Regions from separate parts of the Homo sapiens genome. Here region 1 is linked to region 2. The links are chromatin contacts, found by Hi-C or POLR2A ChIA-PET in ENCODE. All regions are on one chromosome and are shown on one strand. Each heading gives the region's core, a stretch centred on a gene start or an enhancer-like site at or near the end of the contact. The rest is flanking DNA. Distances are from core to core; before and after follow the strand shown. Region 1 overlaps EPHB2 (EPH receptor B2). Region 2 overlaps EPHB2 (EPH receptor B2).

Region 1 (7,014 bases), core at 3,187-5,686, 39 kb after region 2:
GGGAGGTAAAGTGACTTCTGCAAGCAGGAGGAAATTTTGGATGGCTGGATACGAGAGACACGGAAGACGGTGGCTGGAAGGTAATTAGCTGGCCTGCTTGGCAGGGGCCTCGAGTACCTTGTTAAGAGCTAGGACTTGATCCTTCAGGCAGCAGGAGCTCTGAAGGGCGATCACACATGGACTTTAGGAACATCACCCAGCTGCTGTGTGGAGGTTGGATGCATGTGCTAGTGCCAGGCCTAGTTCTCAGTGTTGAGGGTACAGCGGTGAACAAGGTGGATGCAGACCTCCCCTACATGTGGGCCCTGGGAGACATCAGAAGAACAGGATTCACCTACATGGTGTCATTTAATTCTCACAATGACCCATTTTACAGATGTGGAAACTGAGGCCCAGAGAGCAGAACTGGCATTCCTGCAATTGTACACTAGAGTGCCAGAGCCAAGATTCTGGCCTGGGCAGTCTATGTCCCACTCCCCTGCTGCCCTCCTCCTGCCCCTTGCTATTCTCACACAGGCCCATGCAGAGAGAGAAGATAAATGCACACACACAAGCCCTGATGACTTTGTTGTTTTGTGTTGTCTGTTTTTTAAGGCTATGGCCATGGCATCTTAAAAATAACACAGTTGTGAAAATAGATGGATGTGGGTTCCAGTCCTAGCCCTGCCTGTGTGCACTTATGCAGGTTGGTTCTCCTGTCTGGCCTCAGTTTCCTCGTCTGTGAAATGGGGTTAATAATAGTATATACTTCTGGAGGTTGCGCCTGAAATGGCATTTAGAGGGCCCTGGCCAGCGCTTGGCATGTATAGGTGCTTAATGAAAGTTTCTTCTTCATGACTTTGGAACACTCACATACTGTCATTAGTGCAGACAAACAGCATCTGTGGTCCTAGAGAATTACAGCCCACAAGGGGATCAGACAGAGCTGGCTAGGGGTGGATCGGAGAATAGGGAGCAACCACCCGCTCCAGCCTGAGAGCAGGCAGGCCCCCTGCAGCCACCTCCTTTCAGCCCAACGCTAACGACTTCAGTGTGTCTCCCCTTTAAGTTCAAATATTTCTGAAATGTACACTGCTCATTCACACATAGCCAGAGGGGCCATCGGGCCTCCCCAGCCCGGCAGTCAGGGCCTCCTGATTGCTTTCTTCTGTGCAGCCTCCAGGAAGGAGAGGGGGTGTGGGTACGGTAGGGATAGGGCCAAAGTCACTCCCATGGCTGGGCCCCTGTTTTCACACTGAGGAAGATGCTCTGGGCTGGTGGCCCTAGTTCCAGCTTTTGCCTGGATGCTAAGAATCTGTGTAGCCTCTTTCTTCATCTATCCATTGGGATTCTTTTAAATGGGCACTAAGAGCAGCCAAGGTCTGGGAACCGGACATTTCAACAGGGTGGGAGGGCCTAAGGGCAGGTGAAACGGCAAAGTTGGCAGAGTGGGAGGTGGGTGGTACCAGCGAGGCTGGCAAGGATGTGGGGAGACAGGGATGATCCAGCAGAGGGGCCTCAGAGAGCTGCTAACCGTTCATGGCCCTGTCCTGTGCTACCTGGGCAGCCCCTGCTTAACCCCTCCAGGCTCAGCTCTTAGCTCCCACCACTTCCAGCCCCACCCTTCAGCCAGCGCTTGATTCCCACAAACCCCGCTGTGGCTCAGCTCACCTCCTGGCCTTTGCCTCTGCTTCCCCTCTGCCTAGCGTGCCCCTCCCACTCCACATCAGTCACTCCCCACTCACCCAGTCTTTAAGCCTCCATGCAGGCGTCACGTTCTCCTGGAAGCCATCCCTAAATTTGGCATTTTCTTCCCCTCCTTCCGTATTCATTTCCTGTAACCTGCAATAAACCATGTACATCCTCATTGTGATCTTAGCCACATAGTGTGGTGATTAATTATCTGTGTACAGTGACAACAGCTTCCCCTGCAGGAGAGATTGTCACCGTCACAGTGGGGATGGAGATAGAAACATTTCCAGAGCTTCAGAGGCAGCTCGAGGGAGCCCAGCAGCTCCCAAAGTATGGGAAGTGAAATGATGTTCCGTACTTTGCAGACAAACATTTTTAATTGTAGTAGTCTGTGTTTATTTTCCTTCCTGTCATGGCAAGAGATATTGGTTTTCCATTTATAATCATGATTACGCTTTTTCCTCTTTAAGATGCATTTAAGAAAGAAAAGGAGTCAAGTGGAAGAAAAAGTAGTAACTAAATAATTGTACAGGTTGTAGTTGGAAATGGCTAAAGTCATTAATGTTGTCTGTATGAAAGGCTCAAGCCTGGCCAACCCTAGTGGAGCAGAACACTGGCGTATGCTCAAGTCTGGCAGATGGGGAGAGGAGGCCCGTGTGCCAAGCCCTGTGCTAGGTCTTAGGGATCCCAGGACCAGGACCCAGCACCACCTCTCAGGGGACCACAGAGCTTTGGGAGATGATAGCAAATAGGGGTAGTTACCACCCAGAATATCTTCAAGTGCCGGGATATCTCGAAGCACCCGTGGCTGCAGAGCTTTGGGGCAGAATGGATTTAAGAGGACTTGCTAGAGGAGGTGACCTGAGTCGAGACTTCACAGATGAACATTAGGGCAGGCCAAGAAGATGTAGAGGTGAGAAGGTCAGAAGGAACAGTATGTGTGAGGTACAAGGGTGAGAAAACACCACATTGTCTGTGCGGAGTGAGACGGCCAGTCTCTCCACCTACTCATAGCTAACTGGAGTGCAGCTTGAGGGTGGAATAGATGTGTGATCTTGGGCAAGTTCCTGGGGCTTTGGAAGCCTCAACTTTCTCATCTATGAAATGGGACAGTATCAAGTACCTCTTGGCATTGTTGTGAGAATGTTGGTGAGAGATTCTGGCTCCTAATAGGGTCTCAGCAGACGTGAGTTCTCTCCCTTTGTAGATTTTTGGGATTGGACGGGAGACGTCTGGTGTGTTACAGGGTGGAAAAAGGATGTGATGGTGGTGGAAACAGAGCTTGGTTTCCTGAACCCACTAAGTTCTTGAGGCAATAACTATTAACTCCAGATTCCCCAGAGAACAGAATTTGACTTTTGTGCTTAGTTTGAGAGGAACAAAGAGGAAACTCAGGGCACCCCAGGGAAAGCAGCATCAGATGGACTGGGACGGGCTCCATGGAGGCTGTAGCCACGGAGCAAGAGACTGATGCTTGTCAGATGTTGGCAGGCATATCTGGGAGGTGGGGGAGGCCAGGCAGACTAAGTTGGAGCCTCTTGGGCCTGCCTTTGCTTTCAGGGGCACCTAGTAAGCCCAAAGGAGGAAGCAGTATGTGCAGGCACTGGGTGGGCCAAAAAGCACTGCACACCATCTAAAAACAGCAGCTATTACTAAGTGAGGATCTACTTTGTGCTGGGCTCCAAGCTGCTATACTTCCAGACTCGGAAGGTATTTTGGCCATTTTCCAGGTGAGGAAACTGAGGCTTAACAAGAGGTAGAACAAATAAAGGTCCGTTTGTTTGTTTGTTTGTTTTGTTTTGTTTTGTCTTCTTAGACATAGTCTTGCTCTGTCGCCCAGGCTGGCGTGCAATGGTGCAATCTCAGCTCACTGCAACCTCTGCCTCCTGGGTTCAAGCAATTTTCATGCCTCAGCCTCCAGGGTAGCTGGGATTACAGGTGTGCATCACCATGCCTGACTAATTTTTGTATTTTTAGTAGAGACGGGGTTTGACCATGTTGGCCAGGCTTGTCTCGAACTCCTGACCTCAAGTGATCTCCCCCCCTCAAAAGGTCCATTTGTAATAGTCTGTGTTTATTTTCCTTCCTTTTATGGCAAGTGATATTGGTTACCAAGCAAGGAAGGGACAGAACTGGTGTTAGAATCCAGATCTCTGTTACCTCCAGAGCCCAGGTCTGTCTGCTCTGCTCATCTGCTCATTTGCCTTTTGTGCAGAGGTAGAGGGAGGGGTTAAAATTGAAAAGCAAAAGACCAGGTTGGGGAGAGAGCATGCTTGTGCTGCCTCCTGCCACAACCCAGAGGGGTGACAGGTTTCCCAGAGCCAGGCCTCCAGGCAAAGCCAGGAGTGGCACAGGAGAAGGGAGCAGAGGAGATGCCGGCCCTCTACCTCCTCCCAAGGGGATCTGCAAACTTCATGTCCTTTGCGTTCCCTTTGTGTCTGCAAACCAGCCAGCCCATTTACTTCCAGTCCTTCTGAGATCCTCCCACTGCTTTGGGCCACTGCTTTGGGCCAGGAGAGGTAGAAGACACAGGGGGACAGTGGGGCCCCCCACCCTAAGCTTCTTGGGAGCCCAGAGTATGAGCACCAACTTTTAGTGTGTGACTTTGGCAAGCCATTTGCCCTCCTTGAGCCCAAGTTTCCACCCGTACGATGAGGATGTCAGTTCCTGGCCCCTCCTTCTCTGGGCCATGGAATCCTCTAGTGTTTGGCCTCTGGGTCAGCCCAGGAATCTAGCCAAGGGATGGGGCCACCTGCTTGGCAGCCTTGCCTCCCCTGCCCGACCCTCTTCTTGTCCCAAGCACAGTCTCTCCTCTGCCTTGTTCGACACAGCTCCCAGCAGCTGTTCCCTGGGCCCAGGCAGAGAGCCCGGCTTGGCGCGTCTCTGGCTGAGGCCGATGAGAGAAAACAGGTTAAAAGTTCAGCCCTTGTTCTCTCCAGGAAGAAAAATCTGTAGCATTCGGAGTGTGAAAAGGAACCCTTTTTTCAGCTCCAAAGCTGCATAATAGAACTTCCCTCCAATTTGCCATCAAAAAGATGCCCTTGGCACTGGCTCTACCATCCCTGGCACCCTTACCCCACACCCCCTCCCTGTGCCAGCCCCCAGTGCAAAGGGACACAGTGACCACAGGCAGTCATGGGGATGCCAGTGCACAGGGACACAAGCCACAGGCAGTTGTGGGGACACTTCTGCATCCTCTCTTGTCAGCTCATGGGTCTGACTGGGGTCACCTCTGACCAAATGCTTCCTCCTGTCCCCACCCTTTATCCCCTCCACCCCTGCCATAGTTCAAACCCTAATTATCTGCCATTTGGACCTTCTCAGCTGCCTAGACACTGGGCACACAGCCCCAGTCTCCTGGTCCTTGTCATTTAGCCCAGACCATCAAACTAATTGTTTCAAGTGACTGAAAGTTTATAGGCTAGGAGGCAAGACACCTGCACTTCCCACTGTGTCACCAACTCCTATGCAATCTTTGGAAGCCCCTTCCCATCCCTGTGCTTCAGTTGCCCTGTCTCCAAAAGGAGGCGGTTGGGCTGGACCAGGGATAGCATCTCAAATGGTTCGTATTTGTTTCCTGGAACACTGTGGCAAGAAGCATCATGTGGCCACAGTATGGGGACTGATGAGTGATGCCTGCCCTGGGCACAGAATTGGAGCATGGCAACAAGCATACCTCTCACCCACTCTCACTGAGCAAGGTGGTGTCACTGTGACCTTCTAGGTCTCTCCCCCTACTCTCTCATAGCTATTTATATTCACACCTCATCTCCACTACCAGACCAGGAACTGCTCCATGGTAGGGTCTTGCTAGCCACGGTTTTCTCTCTCAGGGCACCCAGTGCAGCGCCTGGTACATAATGGGCATCAGGATATTTTGTTGAATGAACGCTTGAAAGGGGTCCATTTAAATTCATTCGGTGTATTGCAATTCCATTCAGAAAGTGTTTGGAAGCCAGAGAGGCAAGGAAAGGGTAGAGGACAGGGGTCCTGAACCTGACCTGGGGAGAATGGGGGTCTCTAGGGCCATGTGGCTCTTCTTCCCCCTAGGCCACATGGCTCCCTGCAGCTGCTGGAATCGGGGGAGGCAAGTGGGGCCCAGGATGGTCCAGGTGCTGACATGTCTCCTGAACCCCCACAGGCCATGTGACAGTTGGCCCCTACTGGGTGCAGTGCTTGCTCTCAACACTTCTCCACTCCTGGGACCCTGTCCTGGGGGCAGAGTTGCCTGAGCCCTGGGGGAGGGGCCCCAGTGATAGGAACATGATGGAAGGCTCCAGGTTTCTAGAGAAAGGGAGAGTGTCCTGACAAGATGTGTGCGCCAGAGGAGCAACGAGGGGAAACTGAGGGGTCTCAGCTGGGACACAAGCACAGCCCCTCTAAGGCCCAAGTTCGTTTTTGAGAGTTTGATGCAAGCTGAAAAGCAAACAGATCCCAGAGTTTGATGTAAAATATCAAGGGTTTAGTGGCAGAGCCTCGGAAACCCATCCAGTAGACTCCAGGTTTAGTGGATGTAAGACCCTCCTCGTCCAGAAAAGGAAGGGAAGGACAGTACCTAGGTTAGTGAGACTAGACTGGCCTAGAGGTAGAGCCTGACCATGATGTAAGGGTGGACTTGGCCTGGAGGGGCGGGGCCTAGAGGAGTGGCATCAGATGATTGGCTAGGCTGTGGGGGTAGGCGGGATAATGGAGTAGAGAGGCGGAGTCTAAACCGAGGGCAGTCTGGAGAGTTAGAGTCAGATGACTGGGGCAATGGAAGTAGGCGGGGCTCTCAGTAAAGAAGGATGAGGGCCCGGCCGTGAGGGTCTGGCCGGGCACGGTGGCTCACGCCTGTACTCCCAGCACTTTGGGAGGGCGAGGCGGGCGGATCACGAGGTCAGGAGATCGAGACCGTCCTGGCTAACACGGTGAAACCCTGTCTCTACTAAAAATACAAAAAATTAGCCGGGCGTGGTTGGAGGCGCCTGTAGTCCCAGCTACTCGGGAGGCTGAGGCAGGAGAATGGCCTGAACGTGGGAGGCGGAGCTTGCAGTGAGCCGAGATCACACCACTGCACTCCAGCCTGGGCGACAGAGCCAGACTCCGTCTAAAAAAAAAAAAAAAAAAGAAGAAGAAGGATGAGGGCCCAACAGAAAGATTGACAGCGCCTGGTAGGTGGGGCGGGGTGGTGACTCTTTGCTCTCCCCACAGAAACGCTAATGGACTCCACTACAGCGACTGCTGAGCTGGGCTGGATGGTGCATCCTCCATCAGGGGTGAGTCAGTGGTCCCCAAACCTTGCATTGGTCCCCAGGATCCCTCAAGCCCTGCTGCAGGGCCCGAATGCCCCCTCATATTCTAACC
Region 2 (6,730 bases), core at 3,756-6,255:
ACAGGCTATGAACTGCCCCCTCCTAGAAAGTTGGAGACACACAGATACTTTTATGAAAAAATTCAGGGGACTTACAGATTACAAGCCTCTGTTGTGTTGCTCCATGGTACTGATGATAATGAATACAACTTTGTTTTATTGAGCCTCTGCTTTGTGCTGGGCAGGGTGTTTGATGGTTTACATACATTATCTCAGAACACCCCTGCAGGGTAGGAGACTGAGGCTCAAGGGAGGGTGACACTGACTAAGGCTGCACAGCAGGGCTATGAACCTGCTCTACCGACTCCTGTGGCCTGTGGGGCATGGTGTGGGAGCATCTTCCTGAGGCTGCTGTTAAGAACAAGGACCTTTGCTGGGTACGGTGGCTCACTCCTATAATCCCAGCACACTTTGGGAGGGTGAGGCAGGAGGGTGAGGCAGGAGGATTGCTTGAGGCCAGGAGTTCGAGACCAGCTTGGGCAACACAGTGTGACCCCATCTCTACTAAATTTTTTTTTAATTAGTCAGGCATGGTGGCATGTGCCTATAGTCCCAGCTACTTGGGAGGCTGAGGTGGGAGGATCGCTTGAGCCCAGGAGGTCAAGGCTGTAGTGAGTCATGGTCATGCCACTGCACTGCAGCCTAAACAACAGAGTGAGACCCGGTATCAAAAAAAAAAAAAGAAGAAGAAGAAGAAGCAGAAGTAGAACCAGGGCCTCTAAGGAAGTTTACAGTCCATACTTTCTGCCTTTGGAAAAGACTGCTGGCTTACCCCAGGCCTGAGAGCAGGAACAGCTACTGAGGACAGGGTTTCTAGCAACCTCTGAACTCCCAGCAGGGAGCCTCCTTCTCCCACTTCCCAGGGGTCTGATTTGAGGGCCCTGGGTAGAGCCTGTCTCAGCTCTACATGATGGGAAAGTCTGCAATTCAAGCTTGACTCATTTGGCTTAACTCATGGGAATTTGCCTTCCTTGAAATCCTCTTCCCACCCTGGGACAGCCTAATGATTCCTATAGGGCACTTGGGACGCCCTTGGCAGTGAGTCGGCCCAGAGAGCAGGACTGAGGGAGAGGGCTGGGAGGTCAGTAGGGTCACTAGACTTAGGGCAGAGCCCCTGCCTGTGCACCCCTCAGGACCGGAGCAGCCTAAGGTATCTTGTACAGTGGATAAGAGTGTGGGCTCTGAGGGACCTGGGTTCAAATCCTGGCTTACACCTACACGCTCTGTGACTTTCGATAGGCTCTTTTCCCTCTCTGAGCCTCAGTTCCCCATTAGTAAAATGAGGATGATAAATAGCACTAAGAGACATGTGGCCCTGTCCCTGGCCCAAAGGTAGTGCTCAATAAAGATGATCGTAGTGGTCATCGTTGTTGCTGTCATAAGCAGAGTCGGGGGGCTGTGGAAGAGAGCTCATCGTACACACGGGGGTCTACAGGAGGCTGCTCAGGAGACCTCCCTTTCCTCTTTGGCAAGACTGTACCTGAAAGGGGATTGGGCGAGGAGTGATAAGGCTGGTATGGGGGAACGTTTGGGGACAAGGCGGCCCCTCTTGCCTGGTTGGTGTGGGGAATGAGGCCTGGTGCTGGGCCCAGAGACGTAAAAGCCTCTCCCCTTCAACTTTCCTCCCAAATAATTCTGGAGGCTGGACAAAGAGTTCCATGGGGCCCCCCTTCCCAATGCATGAGCCGAGGCTCTGTTTAGCAGCCCCCACCCCACAGACCCGCCTCAGTCACTGTGTTGGCCAAAGCATGGTTCCCTGGGGGTGGGAAGGAGCCTGGGAGCCTCGGTGGGGCCTGCAGGCCGCGGTCTGGTTCCCAGAGGCCCTGGAGGGGGCCCCTTCACAGCTTCAGCACGAGGCCCTTTGAGGGTGGGGGCAGCCTCCGCAGCGCGGCATGTTTGCGCCGCTGACACTCTGGCAGGGTCACTGTGGATAAAGGCGCTGCCCAGACCCCGGGCCCAGCCTGCAATGGGGCTTTCTTGTCAGAGAGGAGCCTTTTTTTCCCAGCGCACTGTGGGGCGGCCGCAGGGGGTCACCCTGCCTAGGAGGATAATGGAGCTTTGGGCCAATGGAGACACAGGACTCAGCCGGCCCCCTCCCTGTCAGACCTGGGGAGGAGGGGAGACTGGGGGAGACCGATTGGCTCGGATCAGCCGCCACCTTGGCCATGGCTCTCTGGGTGGAGTCAGAAGGGAAGACACAGTGGAGAACCTGGGACTCCCCCAGGCCTCCAGGTGTCTGCGAATCCAGCCATCGGCGTGACGAGGAATCTTGGGCAAGTCATCCAGTGCTTCCGTTTCTAATCTGGCTGCCTTGTGGTTCTCAGGAGAGACCACCAGGGCCAGAGCTAGCACGGCCCTTTTTAGCTGTGCCTCCCTCTCACCCTGGCCATTCAGCTACTGCCTGCCTTTCTGTTCCTACAGCTACCACCTGACCTCAAGTCTACCCCCTGCCCCACCTGGACCATCTCAGTGACTTCTGAACCCCACAAAGCATCACCACTGAGTCTTCTAAACTGCAGCTGAGACCACATTACCCTCCTGCTCAGACCTTGGGCTCCTTATCTAAAAAAATCAAGGTCAAACAGCTGCTCGTTGACCTGGCCCCTGAGGCCTTCTCTGCCTGTCCTTGTCATCCCACAAACTCTAGGTGGATGTCATTCTCATCCATAAACTATAGGTTTCATACATACATGTTATAAACTCCCATGCCCCCAGATCTTTGTTCAGGCCCCAGCTGCTGCCTAGAATGAATGCCCTTCTTGCTTCTGCCTAGTGAACTCCTACTCATCCTTCAAGGCCCAACTCAAATGTCCCCTCCTTGGTATATCCTTCTTTGTACTTACCCTCAGCTCTTGATTAACAATTCTTATAACACCAAGGTATGGCTAATTTTGTCTACATCACCCTCCCCCATTAAACTGGAGTGTAGAGACTTTCTTGTCTTATTCATCGTTGGGCCTCCAGTGCCTAGCACAGAGTCTGTTACCAACAGGCTCTTGGGTTGATGTTTTATGAATGAGAGAATGAATGAATACATTGTCTGCCCATGAAAATAACTTCCCCCTCTATCCTAGAGGCTTTTACAACTCAGCATGACACTCCCACAAGACCTTGGAAGTAGGAGGAAATTATCATGATGCACAGGCTGTTCAGATGCCTCTGAAACTAGGTAGAACCTGGAATGAGACTGGATCTGGGTCTCAGGCCAGAACAAGGCAGCTCTTACATCAACCTAGCCTCGCAGAGGTCTTGGAGTTCATGCTCTACCTTGAGGCAAGACCTGGTCAAACCATTTAAAGATAAAAAAAATACTAACTTATCGCAGAGTTGAGAATTCTCCACTTAGGGGCTGGATGGATTCTTAGAGGCTACCTGGCCCAACCCCCTCTTTGGGGATGATTTATACAGAAGCACAGATGGCTTTGTTCACTTGGGATCCTTGTCTTAGTTTCTCTTCCTCTTTTTCCTTTGTCATTTTCTTGTTCCTTTGTATTCCTGGCTCTGTGCTTATCTGTGTTGATGGTCTTTCCAAAGCCAGGAGTGCCCAAATGTTCTAGCTCCCCAAACCCTCAAGCATGTAGTGATGATAGTCATGAGAATAACAGTTTCTATCTCCAAGCATGGCTGGGTGTCAGGTCCTATGCCAAGCTCTGCTGGTACTGTACCCATAGGAGCTTCCTAATGACCCCCTGTGGTAGGTACTGTCATTAAACCCCACATTGCAGATGAGAAAACCAAGGTTCACAGAAGCAAAGTAATTTCCCAGAAGTCATCCAGGTAGTAAATGGCAGAGCCAGGATTCAGATCTACAGATAACTTCCGTGTGCTTTCCTGTTCTAGGGCCATACTGCAATTCAATCATTCATTATCGAGCCATTCATTCAGTAGCCACTTTTGGAGCCCATGTGCTGTTATTAGTCATTGTAGCCATTTACTCATTCCTTGCATTCAACAATTGTTTACTGAGGACCAACTATGTGCCTGGGCTCTGCTGCAGAAACTTCTAGGGGAGGTGAGACCTTGAGGTTGGCATTGGCAGAGAGGAGGAAGAGAGGCATTCTCAAGCCATGATGCGGGAACCTCTAGACCAAGGTGCCCCCACAGTCCTTGAACGGTTTGGACCTGCAGCCCTGGGTCCTGTAGTCTAGCAGGTTGGGGAGGATACCAGCAGTGAGCTAGTATGCTCACTCCCAAGTCTCACCTGGCACAGTGAAGCATGCTCAGGGTTGCTTTTGTAAATCTAATATTTTATTTTATTTTTAAAAATTATGTTGTGTACTTTTTTTTAGCAACAGGGTCTTGCTTTATCACCCAGGCTGGAATACAGTGGCACAATCATAGCTCACTGCAGCCTCGAACTCCTGGGCTTAAGCAATCCTCCTATCTTGGCCTCTCCAAGTATATGGGATTACAGGCATTTGCCACCATGTCCAACTAATTCTTTTTGTTTTTTTTCTTTTTTTTGAGACAGAGTCTCACTCTGTCACCCAGGCTGGAGTGCAGTGGCATGATCTCGGCTCACTGCAACCTCCGCCTCCCAGGTTCAAGCGATTCTCGTGCCTTAGACCCCCAAGTAATAGGGACCGCAGGCGCATGCCAGCACGCCTGGCTAGTTTTTGTATTTTTAGTAGAGATGGGGGTTCACCTTGTTGGCCAGGCTGGTCTCAAATTCCTGACCTCAAGTGATCCACCTGCCTTGGCCTCCCAAAGTGCTGGGATTACAGACCTGAGCCACTGTGCCTGGCCTGTTTAGGGTTTTGGCTTCTAGACTTAGCTCTGCCACCTTTTCCATTTCACCACATCACCCCATCTCTGAGCACATTTCTGAAGTGAACTACCCAGACCTAGCTCACCTGGACAGTCCACAGCCTCAAGGAATTCATCTGTGTAAAGGGTCTGTCATGGATGATCAGACCCATCCCAGTCTGAGCATTTCTGGGGTCCCAGGCAGGTGACCCTTGGGGAGTCAGGGTGAGGAGAAGCTGGTCTGAGCCTGCGCAGCAGCCCAGAAGCTGGGAGTAGAAGGAAGCTGCCCTCCCCCACATGCCCGGCCTGGCCTGGAATCGTTCTCGGATTTGATGAGTGATTCATAACCTGACGCTGCGGAAAGTTGTGCCGGGCTGCAGAAGGGCTGCCCGGGGTTTGCGGTTTTGAACACAGAGAAGAATTCCCTCGTCGGCTCAGACTAGGATAACTTACTTGTTGAGAGAGACATTTTCACAAAATAAATCCTTAGAGAAACCAGGCGCTGAGGCAGGGAGGCCTGGTGAGGGATTATCCAAATAAACCGGTTTTGAAGCTTCGGGTCCAAACGATTTGCCTGAGCCCTTCGTTGCTTCCTTGTACTCAACCTGAGGTCCCTGGTGATCCTGAGATCTTTTTCAGTGGCACCAATGCAGCCAGGCCCTCTCCACCTGGGTGATGTCCCCATCACGTGGCATCACTGAAACCCTCTTCAACTGCGGTCACTGGGATATATTGTTCTTTTGGGGAGTGTGTCATGATCAGTCTAATCTACTGTTTTTTTCTAAATAAGGTTTCTATTCACATTTTGGGTGGGACAATTCTTCCTTTTGTGGGACTGTCCTACCCAATCAGGGTGTTTTCCACCCCTGGCTCCAGCCCATGAAATGCCAGTGGTACCCAGTATGGTCATTGTGCCCTCACAATCCTTAAAAGGTGAGACCCGTGGCCCTGGGGTCCTGCGGTCTGGCGGGCTTGGGATGGTACCTCTGTGGCATCAGCATTGAGTAAGCATGCCCTCAAGCCTTGATCATCACTGCGACAACCACAGCTGCATTTCTGAGTGCCATCTGGGGGACACCATGCCAGGCAAGACCCACTGGTCTCACCAGGGCCTCGTGTCCCACCACCCTGAGTGTCTTGCCATTCCTGGAACTCACCTGACCCTTTCAAACCTCCCTGCCTTTACTCCCACTCTTCCCTCTGCCTGGCGGCCCTTCCCCGCCCGTCTCATCCCTCCCAGAGCCCCACCCTTCTTCAGCCCCAGACCCCTCACCATCATACCGGCCCCTCCCTGCTTCCTGATGTGGGTGGCCTTGTACTCATTTCTTCAGCTTTCGGAGTGTCATTTTCCTCATCAGTAAAATAGGGAGCAGAACAGAACCTTCCTCCCCTGGCTGGGGGGCGGTCCGTGTGAAGTTCTTGGTGTCCAGTGGTGAGCATGAGCCGTCCCTGCGATGCCAAGCCTCTCCTTGCTGACGGCGGGGATTGACGATCCAGCTTATGTGCCCTGCTCCCCTCTGCCTGCCCCTTCTCCCTGTCCCCAGGTCTCCCCTGTGGTGGGGGATGCAGGTCCCGTTTTCCTATGGGGCACTGGCTTTGGAGACCACCCCTGCCCCGACCCCTGTTCTCTGATTCTATCTAAGTGCTTAATCTCTCCCCCCGACCCCTATCCTCTGATTCTATCTAAGTGCCTAATCTTTCCCAGCGGCAGCCCTGGGAGACATCTCCTCTCTCGCTATGGGGCTGCTGGGATCTGTCTTCCCAACCTGACACTTCACAAGTCTGTCCCCTCTACTTTATCCTCCCCCTAAGTAAAACTCCTTAAAACCGCGTTCCTGGAGCCGTCTGTTTTCCCTCCCCTGACGACACCTGGCTGCCTTCCTCCAGCCTGCGCCCCCTAGTCTCCCTCTTATCTAAATCCCAAGCCCTCCTGTCTCTCTTTGGGAGATAAGGGTTCCCTGCAGATTACCTTAGTTACATCCTAGGTGCTCACTGCCTGATGCAT

Evidence for each region. Hi-C counts contacts between places; a loop is a spot of excess contacts on that map. ChIA-PET counts read pairs that join two places held with the same protein, here RNA polymerase II (POLR2A). Pooled maps may share reads with other maps.
Region 1: a pooled map shows a loop between it and region 2 (4-fold over the local background). The contact joins two enhancer-like sites. A Hi-C loop is called at or near these places in 1 of 168 maps with a recorded cell type or tissue (endothelial cell of hepatic sinusoid) and 1 of 50 pooled maps. POLR2A ChIA-PET finds 5 or more read pairs at or near these places in 5 of 52 experiments (A549, K562, OCI-LY7 and 2 more).

The regions. Positions count from the first base shown.
Region 1 is chr1:22,774,560-22,781,573 of GRCh38, forward strand. EPHB2 (EPH receptor B2) reads left to right here. Exons shown (of 16, transcript NM_017449.5): 2 at 6,862-6,926. Among named protein-coding and RNA genes, the nearest start is that of MIR4684, 59 kb to the left of the region's middle. Within about 2 kb of position 4,437, at least 4 of the 41 ENCODE cell types and tissues checked have a DNase peak (open chromatin) inside an H3K27ac peak, as active enhancers do.
Region 2 is chr1:22,734,791-22,741,520 of GRCh38, forward strand. All of the region lies in intron 1 of EPHB2 (EPH receptor B2), which reads left to right. Among named protein-coding and RNA genes, the nearest start is that of MIR4684, 19 kb to the left of the region's middle. RefSeq lists an enhancer at 1,939-2,500 and a silencer at 4,981-5,151. Within about 2 kb of position 5,006, at least 3 of the 41 ENCODE cell types and tissues checked have a DNase peak (open chromatin) inside an H3K27ac peak, as active enhancers do.